2 separate regions of the Homo sapiens genome follow, and region 2 is linked to region 1. The links are chromatin loops, found by intact Hi-C in ENCODE. Cell type or tissue: IMR-90. All regions are shown on one strand. Each heading gives the region's core, and the rest is flanking DNA. Links, peaks and the distances in the headings are about the cores only. Region 1 overlaps FMN2 (formin 2). Region 2 overlaps FMN2 (formin 2).

What was found. Hi-C counts contacts between places; a loop is a spot of excess contacts. Peaks named below come from ENCODE experiments on the same cell type or tissue, not always from the same donor. Only the 100,000 strongest peaks of a DNase experiment are listed, where the experiment ranks them.
Region 2: a loop joins it to region 1, with 2.1 times the contacts of the local background. A loop is called at or near these places in 3 of 110 quality-filtered maps.

Annotation. Positions count from the first base shown.
Region 1 is chr1:240,186,222-240,195,325 of GRCh38, reverse strand. It overlaps FMN2 (formin 2), which reads right to left. Exons shown (of 18, transcript NM_020066.5): 4 at 7,064-7,119. Among named protein-coding and RNA genes, the nearest start is that of FMN2, 99 kb to the right of the region's middle. In IMR-90, for the core only: CTCF peaks have their summits at 4,351 (motif pointing left) and 5,767 (motif pointing right); DNase peaks (open chromatin) are centred at 1,055 and 4,215.
Region 2 is chr1:240,308,906-240,318,009 of GRCh38, reverse strand. The region is part of intron 8 of FMN2 (formin 2); the gene reads right to left. Among named protein-coding and RNA genes, the nearest start is that of FMN2, 220 kb to the right of the region's middle. In IMR-90, for the core only: no CTCF peak of the experiment used is centred there; DNase peaks (open chromatin) are centred at 4,889 and 7,599; H3K27ac peaks cover 904 bases.

The DNA of each region.
Region 1 (9,104 bases), core at 439-8,438:
AACAGCCACAAAAACACTCTTATTTACAGAATGAGAGCTGAAAGAAGAAAGCAGAGCTTCACCTCATTCAACATCAGCTGGGAAAGTCCACGTCAAGCAACTCAAATTTCTTGCCACTTGGAGCGTGTTTGTGATTGGCCGTGAAAGCACCATATGAATATGATTTGGGGGCTCCAAATAAATGTTAGCAAGTAGGTGAGTTCGCAAATACATGCAAATCCAAGAATAATGAGGACCACCTATGCAATGAAAGCAACTTTCAAAACCAGAGTATTGCTCAACTATAACAACAATAATGATAAAGAGCTAACATTTTGAGTGCCAGGAACTCCTCCAAAGCATTTTACATAAATATATTTAAAACTCACAAAAAAAAAATGTAGAGATAGGAATTCTTATTATACCCATTTTATAGATGAGAAAACTAAGGCACACAGAGTAAAATGCTATTCTTAAATTCTAACAAAGATTCTCTTCTTGATCAAGCTCTAGCCAGGCTCCTCTGAGCCCTCTTCTCAACTAGGCCTTAGCCTTGGCCTGTAAAGGCTTGAGCAAACATTAACATAGTTTCTACCAACTAAAGGCTGCATCCCAAAGATAATCCTACCGCTCTTTAAATTACTGCCTAAGAAAACTCAAGGCTGCCAAAACAACTTACTGTTTCAGCCTTCACCTGAGGATGGGGCCTCTTTCCTAGTCTCTGGCGGAGGACAGACTCCTAACTTATAACTGCCAGTTAGTAGACACAGCTGGCCTAATCTCATTTACACTAATGAACCCTTGCAGTTTTTCACTTCTGAGTCTCCTGAGCCTCCACTCACCCTTCTCCCTATTCCTTTATTCTCCCTTTAAAATGCTTGGTCACCTCTGTACAAATCAAAGTTGAGTTTAGTTCACGCTGGACTCTTCCCTAGCGCAATAGTTGCCACTGATATAAAATCTGTCCTTACCATTTTAACTAATGTCTGACTTTGTTCATCTTTGACAGTTCCCCAGTTAAAAGTGGAATAACTGGGATTTGTGCCCAGGAAAACTGGTCCAAAGCCCAGATCCTCAACCACTATGGTATGAATATAAGCAAATGTTCTACCACTCCTGAAATGCACCCTAGACTGAGTCTTCTCAAGTCCAGTGTCTAGAACAAAATCAAGTTTAGACAAATTTAGATTAAAAAATAGAAGTAGATTTTTAAAAAGAGGAGTGCAGAAGAAACATGTATAAGACAGATATGAAGGATCCTAAAGATTAAAAAAACAACAACAACAACAAAAAACAAACAAAAACAAAACAAAACAAAAAAACTAGTGTATTTTTTAGGGTTGGAACAAGCCAGCCAATCATACAGGAAATAGTGAGTGATAACGCTGAAGACTGAGGATGGCAAGGGAAAACCCCATGTGTCAAACTCAGGAGTCTGAACATTTTCTCAAATGCTATGAGCAGTCACTGGATGAGTCTAAGCAGATATCAGACATCAGCAAATTTGGATTTTAGAAAGATAACTCTGGAGGCATTGTGGAGGAGAGATTAGAAGGGTTAAGACTGGAAGCAGAGAGACCCATCGGGAGAATACTGCAGTAATCCAGATAAGACTGGGCTCTGGGTTAAGGCACTGTCAGGCTGCAGGCCAAGGAGGCCCGGGAGAAGGAAAGCAAAACCTGGGTCTCCAGGGCAGCTGCCAGCTGAGCTGCCTCTCAGGTCACCTGGACTATTGCGCTTCTCCCTGGCCCCACACCCAGTGCCATGTTCACTTCCAATTTTCTACCTTTACTCTCTTCTCTGATCTGAAATACTCACTCTTCTTCCCTCCATCTATCCAAAAATGACGATTTGATCTAAATTTCACCCTTCCTAAGAAATTGCCCTTAATTGTAGTCTCTCAACAACCTTCACCCTTTTTGTTAAGTTTATCTTGGCAGAATTACATTGCATCTCGCAAATCATTTCATGTACGTGAAAGAGGTATGTTCTTCTAACTGTCTGCTTCTTAATACCCAAGATTTTGTCTTATAATTCTTCGTATTTCCTTCAATATCTACCACAAATACCTTGCACACAGTAGGTCAGCAGATGTTCAATAAAGGACAAGCCTCCTTTATAAGCAGAGAACTTTTATCAGCTCCACGACCCCCATTGGATTAGCTGCTTGGACTGTTTGCCTTTCTCCACAGGCCATTAATAATGTTGCATAGTGCAAACTAGTTTTACACCATCTAAAACTCAATAGAGCAAAGATATTACTTCATTTCACCCCCAAGCCTGACCACCCCAAGGAAAAACAAAAACAATCTGTGACATCCAATTATTTCTTCACATTCTCATCTCAAGTTCTAACTGCTTTCCAGATGTTAGCTGGTTTTCATTCTTAAAACTCATAGAAGAGTTTCTTTTGTGATTATTTCTAAGCTAAAACGTCTATATTTTTCTCTGAGCTCCTTGGAGTTTCTACAGAATAAAAATTATTCCCACACCAAAAAAAAAAAAATCCTTTCTTTCTCTTAACATAGTATGGTGAATACCTTTCAAAATGTTACCTATCTTCAATGTCAGCACTGCCCTAAGGGTATCCTGTCTTCTCTTCCCTTCCTAACCATCTCTCGCTTGCCCCTTCCCAGACTCATTAGGTCAGAGTATTTAGTGGTTAAACTATTTATTGAGGACCTAAGAATGATTAGACACTGAGGAAGACTTCAAGGATGACTAACTCATGGTTTCAGACCCAAGTATCTCTCTCTCTATCTCCTTTAAGACTTGTATTTCTTACTCCGCCTTATTTTAGTTATTTACTTGTCTTGTGGGTTATTGTTTTGTTGGTTTCCAATTACTTTGCAAATTCATATTACCTTTTGCCTTGGAGTTGAGAAAGACCTCATACTCAACAATGTTTCTTTAGAAACTTTCTATATGTCTAAGACATTCTACCCCAATTCAAATGGCTTGTTTTATTAAGTCTCCAGCATTATTTCTTCAGAATCACTTTTACTCCACTTTCTTTTGATCTGACCAATGCTTCTTTTGCTCTTCAAACTTTGTTTCTGAGTAACCAAGACCATCCACAAGGCTACTCCACATTACTCCATCTGTTTCCTTGACTTGTTCCTAAATTATTTCTGAAACTAATGGAACTGAGTGGCCACTGCATAAAGAGTACTATAACAGATACTTTAAGGAGATCCAGTAAAAAAATATTTACTTCTTCAAATAAATTTGCAGTTAGATTGGGCAATGAGGGGACTCGGTAGGGCTGATCAGAGCAAAGCGTTTTTCTGACACTTGAGAATTTATTTGCATATAGATCATACAACATATGGGGGAAGACAGTGCTGATATCGTCTAATTCCTTTTTATTGTCTAGCACTTTGTAATAGATGTGACTATTGATAAATGATAAATATTATAATGTTCAAAGACCTGACTTTCAATTACCTGTTATTTTCAATTCTTACCCAAAGCTAGAGTTTTTAAAAATCAAAATGTTATTCTATTTCCCTTCCAGCTAGTCCATGTATATTAGAAAGATACCAAGAGTTTTAGAAAAATGCTTTGAAACAAAAATTGTATATATAATTTCAAAAGCAAAAAGTTAGAAACTAGGTGGCTACCAGGTGAAGCATGTTACCATACACCAATCTTTAACTTAGAAGCAAATGTTCTTAGATAAAATAATTGACACTAAGCTATTATATACTACAGAGTATAAAAGGCTTTACAGTTTAAATATTTCAAATGGCAAAGATTTTAATAAACAGAATCAAAAGACAGTCGCATTTCAGTTTTATGACATAATTCTTCAGATAGAGCAGATTTTCAGAGCATATTACTTGAAATTAAAATAATCAGTAAGTGAGGTCTCAAGAATGTAATTTTATTTGAAAACCTAATTCCACAGGGTCATCAATAAAAGCATTCAAGGAGTAGCTACAGTCCGTTCTTTTCACTTGAGTGCCAGCTGTATTTGCTTTAAGCATCAGACTCTCTGGCAACACCACAGCCTTCTACTCCTGTGAGTTGAGGAAAGGCTTTATGAGTCATGTGTTTTTTCTAGGGATATCGCACTCTCAGAATTATTAACTACAGAAAGAGTAAAAGTCAAAACTCATTCAATAAATTCCAATGTGCTCAGATTGAGAGAACAGGTGTCTGAACACACATCTGAAGAATAACTTAGAGAGGATGCTTTCCAACTCGGCTGCAAGCCTCTGACTAAGCAGTCCTGGGGATCTCACATTACGACCACAGAAGAACGCAGGCAACGCTGATGGACCAGAAAAATCTCTTAGGTTCATCATTCATACTGAGAAAACTGCCTTCAAACCTCTCATTTCCAGCTGCATTTAGAGATACAGAACTGCCATCTAGTGACTAAGAAGGAAAAAGCAAGGACTTTCCATGAAAAATAATTTTTTTTACATAATAACAAAGCACTAAAGTTAGTAAAATTAACACAACTTAGCACATCAAAGTTCTAGTAAAACTTCAAAATGTATAAGTGAACTAATATACCTATTTGCCTCTATAATGTATCTGGACATCCAACTGATACATGGTAGAGTTTACATATAATAAAATAAATTTAGAATCTCATCTCATTCATCTGACGATTTTGGCATCGGGTGATTACCCATGTAAAAGTATAATTTTTATCATAGTATAAGTATAAAATCAAACAGATCTGTACTCAAATAGCGAGCCTACCCTTTATCAAGTTTGTGATCTGATGCAAGTTATTTTAACTCATATAATCATTTTCTTTAGCAGTTAAATGCGCATTATAATAGTTACTTTAAAGGATTATTGTGAGGATTTCTTAAGGTAATAGAGTAAAAGAACAGGTATACAGTAGGTTGACAATTAATTTGAGTTTTCCCTATCCCCTTTACGGCCAGTTACTTTAGCCTGTCATGAAACATATCCATATCATCTAAGAAAAGAATCAGCCCGTAAAATAAATGTATGACAAAGAGTTAATGATTCCAAAAGTAAGTGATGTCATTGTCGGGTGCTTAAAATCGATTGCTTCCAAATATTGTTCCCTCTCAATTAATTTTCCTGACTTCCAGACACTTCACTGTCAACAAGGATAAGATGTAACATTTATTCAATCTATTTCACCCTTGAGTCTTCAAGTTGTAAAATCAAGTGTTTTTAAATAACCTACTCCATTAGGTTTTCTGCTTATTGCAATATATTTTACCATGGTCCATCGCTCAGGAAAAACACTATAATGTTACACACATGAATATGTATCTTGAAATAGCATAATATAGAAAGCAATGCTGTACATGTTTTATCATTGTTGATATTATCAAATACTTCCTGTTCAGGTTCTCTTTGACATTATCGTATGTAACAATTGATTCATATACGTCCTGAACATAAGAATTTAGAAAAACTTAATGTATCCCTTTAAATCACAATTTAGCCATGCTTTCCACACCAAAAAAAAGGCTTAAAAAGTGAGGGAAGATTTGAGGGTACTATCTTTCTTAATAACTGCTGACTTTACTATTTCTTTTTACCTTTTTATCTTTCTTTCTCTTATTCGCTGTGGGCTAATCATTGCAGATAATTAAGGAACCATCAGTTGAGCCCACCGTGCCTCTCCAAGTGCCACCAAGTTGATGTAGCCCTCTGCTCCCATAACAATAAGCTGGAAAAACTTGCTTTTTCAATGAACTGTCCTTAAGGATAGCTAACCTAGCCGCATTTTTGAAAAGCACCCAGGTGCTGTTTTCAACCAATGTTGTACCCCAATTTCTCCTCCAGGGGGAGCACAACTTTCATGTATAACACAGGGATTCTTTTCTAAAGGGAAGTTACTTTATTTGATGAGTTATCAGAGATCAGCAATAATTTAATTTTACAGAGAAGAACCCTATGTCCCAGGTAATCTAAGCTTGTTGTCATCACACTAATCAGAAATAGATCCGGGTGTAAAACCCAAGTATGTGTCTCCTCATTTTCTCCTAGACCACCAACAGAACAGAACACATCTTTTTACTGTTCATTTCTAATACTAAGTTACTGACAAAAGCATAGTTGGGTGAAAATGTAAATTGGTTTGTAAGCAATGGTTTTATATCCAAAAGAGCAATTGCTATCCACAATTACTATTCCATACACGTTTCCTTTCTTGCAGTTTTTTTTTTTTAATAAGAAATCCATTTTAGCATAGCTTGCATTTTAGCGTAAGAAAAAAAAACCCACAAAATTTGGCTTCTTTGGTAACTGATATGGTTTGGCTCTGTGTCCCCAGCCAAATCTCATCTTGTAGCTCCCATAATTCCCACATGTTGTGGGAGGGACCTGGTGGGAGATGACTGAATCATGGGGGCTGATCTTTCCCATGCTCTTCTCATGATAGTGAATGGGTCTCACGAGATCTAATGGTTTTAAAAATGGGAGTTTCTCTGCACAAGCTCTTTTTTGCCTTCTGCCATCCACATAAGATGTGATTTGCTTCTCCTTGCCTTCCACCATGAACTTGTGAGGCCTCCCCAGCCATGTGGAAGTGTAAGTCCAATAAGCCTCTTTCTTTTGTAAATTGCCCATTCTTGGGTACACCCTTATCAGCAGTGTGAAAACGGACTAATACAGTAACAGAAAAAAAATAGTTTCCTGGAAATTAAACAGATACTAATTAATGTTTCATCCACCAAAGTAATAAGAACCTTATTTGACTTTAGCAAAGCTCTGACAGATTTCTTTTTAAAGATCATAGCCATGGGACTGTTTGAGCAGGCACATCTCGCAGACTTCTCCCTGGAGTGGCCACCGTTTCCTGCTGGAGCCCGCTGTTATTGGGCCCAACTCTTTGGCTGGATATAGAATAAAACAGCTTCTGAAAAGCTTGTACTCAGTTCCATTTCAAGGCTGATTTTGTATGCAAAAAATAAATGGAAGAAAACATCCCCTTCTGCCTGACTGGATTCCACTGCAGGCTTAGGGAAAACAAGGGCATCCTAGCCAGCCGGGCAGATGGAAAGATAAATCGCAGAGTCTGTCACAATCTTAAGACAAATAAGACAGATGGGAATCTGACATCCTAATAAGATCATCTTACCTTCTGGACAGCATCTGAGCGTTTTTGGGGAGTTTCTGAAACAGCAGATTGAGATTCTAGATTGGAAAGGAAGCAGACAGTCAGTATCTTAAAGGACAATTTTCCTATTTCTTCAATCAGAAAATAAAACTTTCACTAAAATATATCATTAACCATAAGTACCAAAAAATATCCAGTCTCTCTTCCAATTATATAACTGGGTTATTAGGATATGACTACTTTTCAATATATATAATACATACAATGAGAATGCTCATGTCATTTTTAAAAATTGGGATATTCCTATGCCCTTCTCTATATATCAACTATCCTTATTTGTCTCGATTGCTAGTTTCTAAATTGTGCCAGAAAGTCCTTCTAAGACTTTCACAGATTATATTATTCACTTAGCTGAAGTCTGTATCACGATAGAAGCCACTTCACCAAGGTTGAAGGATGGGAGCTCAAAAGCCTCATCTAACTGTTGTCAAATTGCCCCTTGATTTCAACAAGAGATAACGAACACTGTCACCAAGAGACACTGAGTAAGAAGGGATTCTGAAGCAGTTTTTCTCTTTTAGTCCTCATGTCATCTGAGATTCTATGAGACTGCAAATTCATCATTCTAAAAAGACCTAAGGCATAACCAAGTCAGGGATTTCTTTTCGTAAGCGAGAGGGCACTTTCTTCTAAGTGAAGCTTGTGTGCAAATTTAAAAATAAAAGGGCCTTTAGGATAAAAATAAAAATGAAAGGGCCTTCAAGGAATTCCTCATGCTCCATGAATCAGAGCCTGAAAAACCACTAATCTCATCCATCCTCTGCACCTTTCAGATGAGAAATTCAAAGCCCATAATGCAAGTGGTTGTTGGCAAGGTGAAGACGAGAGTTTATATCTCCTGACTGTCGCGTTGCACCCCTGACTGGCATGCAGACCAGACCCTGGACACAAGGTACAGCAGTCACTGTTTTTGGTTTTGTTTTTTTCTTTTCTTTTTTTTTTTTTTTTTTTTTTGAGATGGAGTTTCGCTCTTTCACCCAGGCTGGAGTGCAACGGCGCGATCTTGGCTCACTGCAACCTCCGCCTCCTGGGTTCAAGCGATTCTCCTGCCTCAGCCTCCCGAATAGCTGGGATTATAGGCACCCGCCACCACACCCAGCTAATTTTTTTTTTTTTTTTTTGGTACAGACGGGGTTTCACCATGTTGGCCAGGCTGGTCTCGAACTCCTGACCTCGTGATCCGCCCGCCTTGGCCTCCCAAAGTGCTGGGATGACAGGCATGAGCCACCGTGCTCGGCCAGCAGTCACTCTTTATGGTCATTTTGACATTTCCAATTTAGCCACATGGTAGCTGATATATGTGACAATGCTACAGAAAAATAAAAGGCATTTAGTATTTAAACAGCTTAACATACTGTTAAGCTACAATGAAAGTTTTCATTTCACTCAGATGAGAATCTGTCTCCACAGGGACCCACAAGGCCTGGTTTCAACTACTGTTACTCCCTAGCCTCTCTACCCACCTCCATCTGTCCCAACTTGCTCACCAGGCCAGCCACCCTGGCCAGCTTACTTGTCTTGTCACACACCAGTCATGCTTCTTCCATAGGGCCGCCAAAGCCACAGTGGCTACTGCCTCTGCCCAGAGCACTGCACTCACTCTTCTTCCCAAAATCTGCAAGCCCCACTCTGTGGCTGCTTCCTTCGGGGCTTTGCTCAAGCAGCGACCCCACCCACTCCTTGGCACTCAGCACACACTCACCCTTACTTTCTTCGTAACCTGGATCATCACACCATATACTCCATAATGCATTTGGTTGCCTACTTATTTATACCTCTTATTCCACTAGAACATAAACTCTGTGAAAGCAAGAATTTTTGTCAGTTTTTCCTCTTGTTGTGTCCCCCACATCCAAATAGTGCCTGGTACTTAGTAGGTGCTTAAAATATTTGTTGAGTAATTGTAGGAGTGAATGAAAGAATAAATGAAAGATCAAAACAATGATAAGAACATGAAAGTGGGTTCCACCAGGAAAAGTGGGGTATCCTGGGCAGAGAAAGA
Region 2 (9,104 bases), core at 570-8,569, 120 kb before region 1:
TGAAATGATGTTCAGCCTCATTGACCATTAAGGAAATGCAAATTAAAATCATGATGGACTATCACTACAAATCTATTGTAACAGCTAGAATAAAAATTAGTAACCATACCAGGGATGCAGCAAAATTGGACCTCTCATATATTGCTGCTGAGAATGGAAAATGGTACTACCATTCTGGAAAACAGTTTGTCAGTTTCTTAAAACGTAAATATACACAACTTGTAACACAACAATTGCAGTCCTGGGCATTTATCACACAAAAAAAGAAAACTTAAGTCGACATGCAAAAAATTATGTACATACATGTTCATAACAGTTTTGTGTGTAATACCCAAAAACTCAAAACACCCCAAATGCCTTTCAGTAGGTGAAAGATTAAACAAATGTTAGTATGTTCATACCATGAAATACTACTCAACAATAAAATGAAATGAACTACTGAGGCACTCAACACTTGAGTGGATCTCATGGAAATTATACTGAGTGGAAAAAAGCTAATCTTAAAAGGTTATATACCGTATGATTCCATTTATGTCACATTCTCAAAATGACAAAATTATAGCGATGGAAACAGATTATTAACTACCAGGGGTTAGGGATGGAGAAAGAGATGGTGTAATTACAAGGGGGTAGCACAAGGGATCTTTTGGGTCATGGTTTTGGGTGATGGAATCATTTTACATCTTTCTTTTCTTTTTCTTTTTAGATGGAGTCTCCCCAGGCTGGAGTGCAGTGGCATGATATCGGCTCACTGCAACCTCTGCCTCCTGGGTTCAAGCAATTCTCCTGCCTTAGCCTCCTGAGCAGCTAGGACTACAGGTGCGTGCCACCACACCAAGCTAATTTTTTACTTTTAGTAGAGACAGGGTTTCACCATGTTGGCCAGGATGGTCTCAATCTCTTGACCTTGTGATAGACCTCGTGATCAGCCCGCCTCAGCCTCCCAAAGTACTGGGATTACAGGCATGAGCCACCCACTCGTCCTGTTTTACATCTTGATTGTGCTGATAATTATAGGAATCAACATGTGACACGAGTGCATAGAACTGTACATGCATATGTGTGTACATGATGCCCACACCCAGTAGGAGTGCATGCAAAATTGGTGAAATCTAAAAAAGGTCCACGGATCATACCAATGTAATTTTCCAGGTTTTGATGTTATACTATAGTTTTATAAGATGCTATCATTGGGGAAAACTGGGTATATGGGACACAGTGTACTATTTTTACAAAGTCCTCTGAATCTATAATGAGTCTAAAATAAAAACTTGAAAGAAAAAAAACAAAATGAGCCATTGATCATCCGTTCTATTTTGTCCCCAAATCTGTTCATCATTTTGAACATCCAATCCCAGCTATGGTGATCCAAATACCCAAGAAAGAAGCCTGTGTATGGTCTCCTGTCTCCCACATCCTGTTACCAACATTTCCTGTTGAGTCTTCCCCTGAAAAACATCTTAGAAACAGACTTCTCCCTCTCACTCTCATTGCTACCCCACAGCAACCTGTCCACATCCATCCCTGCCAGTCTCAATCCCTGCCCCTCCTCTGACTCCCATTTCCCTAGGCACTACTTGTCAGCAACACAAAATTCCTCACCTAAAACACATTATAGATTTTTACATCCATGCCTTTGATCATACTGCTCCATCTGCTGGGTCTTTATCTCTTCTCTGCAGCATATTATTGACCAACATTTAAGAACAATCCCAGATACTGCCTCTCTATGAACATCCTTCTACCTCCCCGAAGATCAAGTCCTTGTTGCCTTTTCAGCAACTGCCCCACTCTTTCCAAAGAACTCTATCTAGCACTTAAGAACAATAGGTTTTAATTATTTGGTTTCATGTTTGTCATCCACATTACATCCAAAGCTCTTCAAAGAGGTGAATATAAGATTCATTTTTGTAATACCAACACCTAGAACAGTGCCTGGCACACAGTAGGTTCACTCTAAATATTTATTGGAGGGGAAAAAAGATCTCGTGGTTTGGTTCTCTCATTTTATTTGAGTATGTAAAAACCCTATATATATGTTATGCATGAAATGGCCTTTTGTGTGTTGGACTGGGGACTTCCCAGCACATTTAAGGGAAAATACTTTTGCATTATTAAAGGGCCACTTAAATACATTTTTACACATTCCACATTCAAGAGTTTATGGGTGGTCTATATACTACTTGTTGATCTCGTCTCATCTTGAAAACTAGCTTTTCAAGAGATCTACATTTTATGGTCCACTGACTCACACACTACAGCTCCACAGATCTTTCTTCTCCGGGTTACATTAAATAATTTTCATATTTTAAAATGCCAAGGACTGAGGAGAACTTTCAAAAGAATGATCAAATATACCATAGCAACCTAAAGTTGTATATCCAATGGCTGAACAGCTCCTCAGGGACCTGAAAGTCTTGAACACTTGTATGTTGGCAAATGTGAGAAAACAAGAAATTCAGAGCCAAATACTCATGTAATACCATCTGGAATCACTCAAGTTCCTAAATAAGTTCAGTGAAGAAAAACATGATAGGAGTTCTACATCCTTATTAAGAGAGTTGACTATTTATTCCTTTAATAAATTTATTGCCCAGTTAAATTTCAGTTGTTGCAATCATGGGAAGTAAGAAGGGAAGGTTGATGACCCTATCAAACATAATACATCAAAACCATCAAATGTTTTTACTGTTCATGCATAATTTTAAGTTAGGATCCAGCTTTAGTCATAACCAAGGTTTTTAGCAGGCATGAGAACAATTATGTTTGCTACCATTCAAAAACCTCTACCTTATATGACCACACAGGCCAAACCTGAAAGTCTTATATATAAACTACAATATGCTTAGTCTTAAGTCCATTCCTGTAACATCAGCAGAATAAAGGAATTTGAAGACAGCCTAGTGAACATTTATGGCATCAGGTTGGCAAAATTTACTGGGGTTGCTAGCCAACTGCACCATTTCCCTAATGCTTGCCTGCCATCAAGGAAAATTACTGGAAAATGTTTACTCTATGTGTGTCAGAAGAAACTGTCCTCCCAGAAGAGCTGAATAGTTATTAAAGAGTGAATGCGCAGGAAACACTTTTGTATTCCACTAAGCTAAAAGGCTTGTTAATGTTCTCAAAGAGACAAACGAGGCAGATCACAGAAGAACAGAATTTATGTAAAAACAATGGCTGGTAGAGGCAGACAGGGAACTTACAAACAATTCAACACCACACACAAGGATGTGCAATTCATGTTCTCCTGAGCAAAGACCTCCTGAGAAACCAAAAAAAGTCATAATAAAAGGAGAAGCAAACAAGGGTTTCCATTATCAAACAGGTTTACATTTAGAACTGAAAACATGAGGAAAAATAGCGGCAAGGATCAAAGCTAGGATGAAACGAACATGAAAGTATTCCAAAATTTTTACATTTATTAAGGATTTATTCTCCAGCTATTTTTATAAAGAACTTGAGGAGGACAACAATAACAGTGATCCTTTTGCTTCTCCTCTTTCCTCTCTCTTTTTAAAAAGTAGAAATTTGGACTATTTTTTCATTTCAGGTCAGTACATATTGAAGACAGGCCTGTGATTTAAAATAGGTCAGTAGTTGAACCTAGCATTTCTGAGGGAAATGTGAATCTGGCATAGACGTAATACAGCAACCCTCCCTTTCTCCCTTTCTCTCCTTTCAATTCAAGCAATATTTGCACTCCTTGCTACAGATGGATGCCATATTTCCCCTCCCAAAACACCACAGTCTTTATGATCTACTCCCCCTTTTTTAAGGTTGGTACTTAAAGTGCCTTATGATGTGTTTTCTGTTAAACTACTATTCATAGAATGCTAGCAGTGGAATTCTTATATGATAATTAAAATTGTATGCATATTGTAGCTCCCCAACAAAATTACTTTTTCCTTGCAGAGGACAGTAATAGATACCAGCATCTTCCTTAGTAGCTTTTTATGTACAAAAGCATAATTTGAAAAAAAATGTACACGTTAAATATTTTTCAGGATGTTAACATACACTATTTTTTTTCTGAGACAGAGTCTTGCTCTGTTGCCCAGGCTGAAGTGTGCAGTGGCTCAATCTTGGCTCACTGCAACCTCCACCTCTTGGGTTCAAGCAATTCTCCTGCCTCAGTCTCCTGAGTAGCTGGGACTACAGGCACACATCGCCACGCCCAGCTAATTTTTGTATTTGTATTTCTAGTAGAGACGGGGTTTCACCAGGTTGGCCAGGCTGGTTTCGAACTCCTGACCTCAAGTGATCCACCTGCCTCAGCCTCCCAAAGTGCTGGGATTACAGGTATGAGCCACCGTGCCCGGGCAGTATACACTATTTTATATACATTATTTTAATATTAATTAAATATCTTATATCATATTTTAAGGTACACAGAGCTGTCCAGGAATAAAACCATGCTGCAGTATCTAAGAAAAACTCTACTTCAAATTTACTGTTGACTATTTTGGAAAATCTCATTAATGGTGATAAAACCATTGTTAGATATTGTATTCAAGGTGATTATAAATACCTTAACAAATATGTACTTCCTTATATCTTCTGGTTCAATCACACATAAGCATTCACATACTTAAATACATCATATAATATTATACATTACTGCACTACTTTATATTAAGTGTCAGACATTAGGTGACTTAAGTTATGTATATAGATTTATTATCCATACATTTCTTTTCAGAATAGTGAAAAGGGCGTTATGCATATTTGTTAGAAAAAGGAAGCATCAGTGGTTCCCACTTGGATGGGAGAAAAAGGAAGCATCGGATGGGTAGAATGGAGAACTAATGGCCTGCTCTAACAACACCCATCCAGGACGACTCATCGTTTTGTAGACAGCTCACTTAGTAAAGACCTCCCAAAAGAAAGGGTAAGTGGTAACTGGTCATCTAAAAAGCAAATGTTGCAATAGGAAGTGACATAGCAAATTCCAAGGGATTAATTTCTGTATTGAGCCTTGTACTTCAGAACAAGATGCATGGGTGGGTAAGGAGAAGGAAAAGGTCAGGAACAGGAAGAAGTGCTGGGGAGTTCTAAAAATAATCTCTTAAGTCTTTTGCATTGACATATAAGGAAAACACTAATCTTGATGTGCAAATTGATAAGTGTGGAGGTAAAGTGTGTAGGGCAGCGATCTGATCAGTTCGAGAAGTGCATTTTCCTTGGGCTAACAGATTCTATAATACATTGTTACTCTGCTTTCTGTTACAATGACCAAGAAAGCAATAGTCTTTATTTCAAATGTAAAAGTAAACACTGATAATCAAATGTACTTTGTGGAACATCTGATCACAGAATTACTCTTTCTTCCAAGAAACAATGCCATCATTAAAATCATGATCAAAGCCCTGGTATTTTAAAAGAAATTCTATTTAAGAGAACTTGTCAAGGGTAGCGTTCTAACTGCCATAAACAATTATTTGCATTCATCTGGTAAATGTTTTTTGTAGTGCTTACTATGTGCCAAGGAGATACAATACTAAGGAAAAACAACAGAACTTTCATCAGATCAGAGAGAATGGGAGTAAAGAAAAGTGAATATGCGTACAATGTCTAGGTTTACAAGCATTCTAAAGACAAGGTGCATGTTGCTGTATGAGCCTGAAATGGAAGGATTTGATACAAAGAATTCCTAAGGAAGAAAAGAATGACAACTGAAGATTCAGGAGACTTTTACTAGAAGGAGATGGTAAGTGGAAATCTCCTGCCTGAAGGAACACCTTTTGTCAGTGCTGTTCTAGTGGTAGGATCTGCATGGTTTTGAGAAACTAAAAGGGGGTGGGTGGCTGGAGAGCAGAGGGCTACAAGATGGTAAAGTGGACGGACCATGCAAAACTAAAAACAAATGTGAAGGAGAAGTGCTCAGAGAACCTACCCGCCTACAAAAAGTAAATGGCCATAAATTCCACAATGTGAACATGAAACTGCTCTCTGCTCTACAATGTCAGCCTTTTGGATGTCAACTAATAAAAGAAAAATATCATATTAAAATAAGAGAAAGCCAGCATGGTGATGCATGCCTGTAGTTCCAGCTATTTGAGAGGGTGAGGCAAGAGGATCACTTGAGTTCAGCAGTTCAAGGCTGTAGTGAGCTATGATCACACCACTGCACTCCAGCCTGGCCAAGAGAGCGAGACCTTGTCTCTTAATAAAATAAAGTAAAATAACAGGAACGACATATAAGAACAATCCCGGATCATTTATTTCCACATATTTCCAATGCAGCTGTGTTAATCTTTTAATTTTCATTTTCCAGGAATTTATGCAATATAGTTGGTTTATCCAAAAGAAGCATAACTATCAAAAAATCAGTCAATAATTTTATGATGTGACAGGCAGTGTCACACCTTAGATTAACAAGAAAGAAATATAATTTCTGATTTTTTATTAAGTTTATAGAGTCAATCTGTAAGTGATTCAAGATCCAAAGCTTTTCTTTTTTTTTAATTCTGAAATTCACCTTAAGCACGTTTATGGTTGAAAATGAGCATACTTGCAGGGATTCCATGAACCAACTCAATAAAACAATGAAATTTGAGAGTATGGTTTTAAAACAGCTATGTGGGGAAAGTCAATACTCCTCTCATTTTTGTTTGAAGAAACTGATGATTAAATGTTGCTTAAAACATGAATCAATTAAATTCCTCTAGGAAGTTATGGGAACACAGAACAGTTAATCCAATTCATTTTCACTAATGTAATATGGTATACACTTTTGAGGATGCTGTATCATGTGGCATGCATGATACCCTTCTTCCAGATTCAAGTTTATGGTATGTCAACTACTACCCTAGTAATCTTTAAGCAAAGATTGCTAAAACTATAAAGTATGCCTGTGAAATCCAATCCTGAGAAGTGTAAATTTAGATCTCTAATTCTTTCTACTTTACCTGCTTTTTTTTCTTCCTTCTAATTGGATTAGAACTGTTTAATGACAAAGGGGGTGTTGAATTTTTTCCCTTCCTATCTTTTTTCATGTATTTTTCTTCAGTTGAACTGCTAATAGTATTCATGTCCAGGTTTTGGTCTGGTTGAATACTTAAGATTTTTTGTTTATTTGTTTCTTAAATATGAAAGAAAGAAAAAAATGATTTTCAGAAAAACACAATGCAACTGATAGTTATACATGAATATTTTAACAGACACATTTTTGAATTGAAGTTAGTCATTCAACACACTTAAAAAAATGAGTAATTTTCCTCATCTGCTCCCTCATTCCCCACACCACAGTCTACTGCTTCCTATCCACCTCACAAGCTCACTTTGCCATATAAGGAGTATATTTCAAGATTCAGAAGCAATAGATATAGTTAACCAACTGTAAATATTATATACTGCTTAGGAAAAGATCTTACTCTCTGAACTTAATGACAGTCAATAACCCTAAATAAACTGTAATGATTTTTGTTTTTAAAAACTCACTAGGTTGTACTGCATTTAGTAACTATGTGGTTTCTCTAGGTTTTAATTCCTCAGTAAACAGGAATTGAGTCCTCAGGATTGTGGTTTTTGAAATTAGGGTGTGTTTAGATTTGGAGGCTAACCAAGATTCATTCACATCTAGAAGAGAAAGCTCACTGCCAAACATATGCAATCAGGAGAGAAAAAAAGATTACATTCTAAATAAGGTTTGTATAACAAATACTTCCATCTGTTTCACAGAGATCAAATAGAATTACTTTAAAACAGACCAATGACATTTAAGCATCTGGCAAAAAGAAAGTGTGTTGTATTTATGGGAAAGGATTTAGGTTAGCGATATTTTTTTCTTCAAGGATAAGAAGTGGAATGCCAAATAAGATTATTACCCATATATTTAATTTAAAAATTGAGTTTAAATATGTTTATTTTTTCTAGATAAAATTCACATGTACCCTCAAATGTTATTATTAAACTATTAAGGCAAAATTAAGACTATTCAGCTATCTTTCAAACACTGTGTCAGACCTGAAGTTAATAATTACCATTACACCAACATGATAAAGTTGGAAAGATTTCCAAAGAGGACTCAAGCCAAGTCTAAGCCCGTGCATGTCACTTTTTGTTTCTAGAGACACTTTCATATGAGCATGACACCTACCATATTAAGTCACAAACACACGTGACTGTCATGCCAGATGAGACCATACCTCCTAAAACCTCAACCCTCCCTACCATCTGTGCCAGTTACTGCCTCTCATCCCTCAGTTTGCCTTCTAGAACTGAATCCGAGATAACGGACTGGACTCAGCAGCTCCCGGTCCCCCTTTACAGTGAATATGAGGTTATGCTTTGCCAGTAGGAGGTGATGGAGGGGCACTGCTAGAGGAAGGGGGTCCTCTTCCTGACTCTGGTATGCAGTTTGCCTTTTCTGCAGCACAATTGGTCAGCGGTGTGGGTGTATAATGACATCTGGGGGTGCTCTGCCACACCCCAGCAGCATACCCGGAGTGCAGAGCCCTTTGGCAACCTTGCAGTCCTGACCTAGACTCAGTGACCAGTTTGCCTCCAATGCAGACACCACGCACTGTGCACCTGCACCAGCCAAGGCTTGCCTGTGCCCTGAGGTTTGTTTCCTGGGCCCTCCCTACATAGATACTGTACACTCTGGGCTTCACGTTCACTGTAGCATCCTAACTCCTGCATGCCTGCCCACTAGCTAGAGTTCACCTGCCCCCAGAAGTGTGTTTTCTTGCTTGCCCAGAGACGTGACCAGCTATGGCCCAGGCAAACCAGTGGGCTGCAAACACACCTTCTCCAATGAAATCTGCACCCCAGTCTTAGAGAGGGGACCCCCTTCCAAGCTTATCCGAACTTGGGTATGCTTACTCATCCCTAGGGTGCTGTTAAAGTTATCACTATATTCTTGTACTCTTCCATCATAGGTTAATCATTCATTATAATAAACTCTTCTGCTTATATTAGTCTGTGGTTTATGTCCCAATTGAACCCATACTGTTAGACTTTCTAACACTCATACCCTCACTCTCCACCTTCTGCCTTGAGACTACTAGACCCCTGTGTCTGCATATCAATTATGAAGGAACAGACCACTCAAACCTAACATAACCACAGAATTCTCATTGCCCCATTTTCTACCAAGC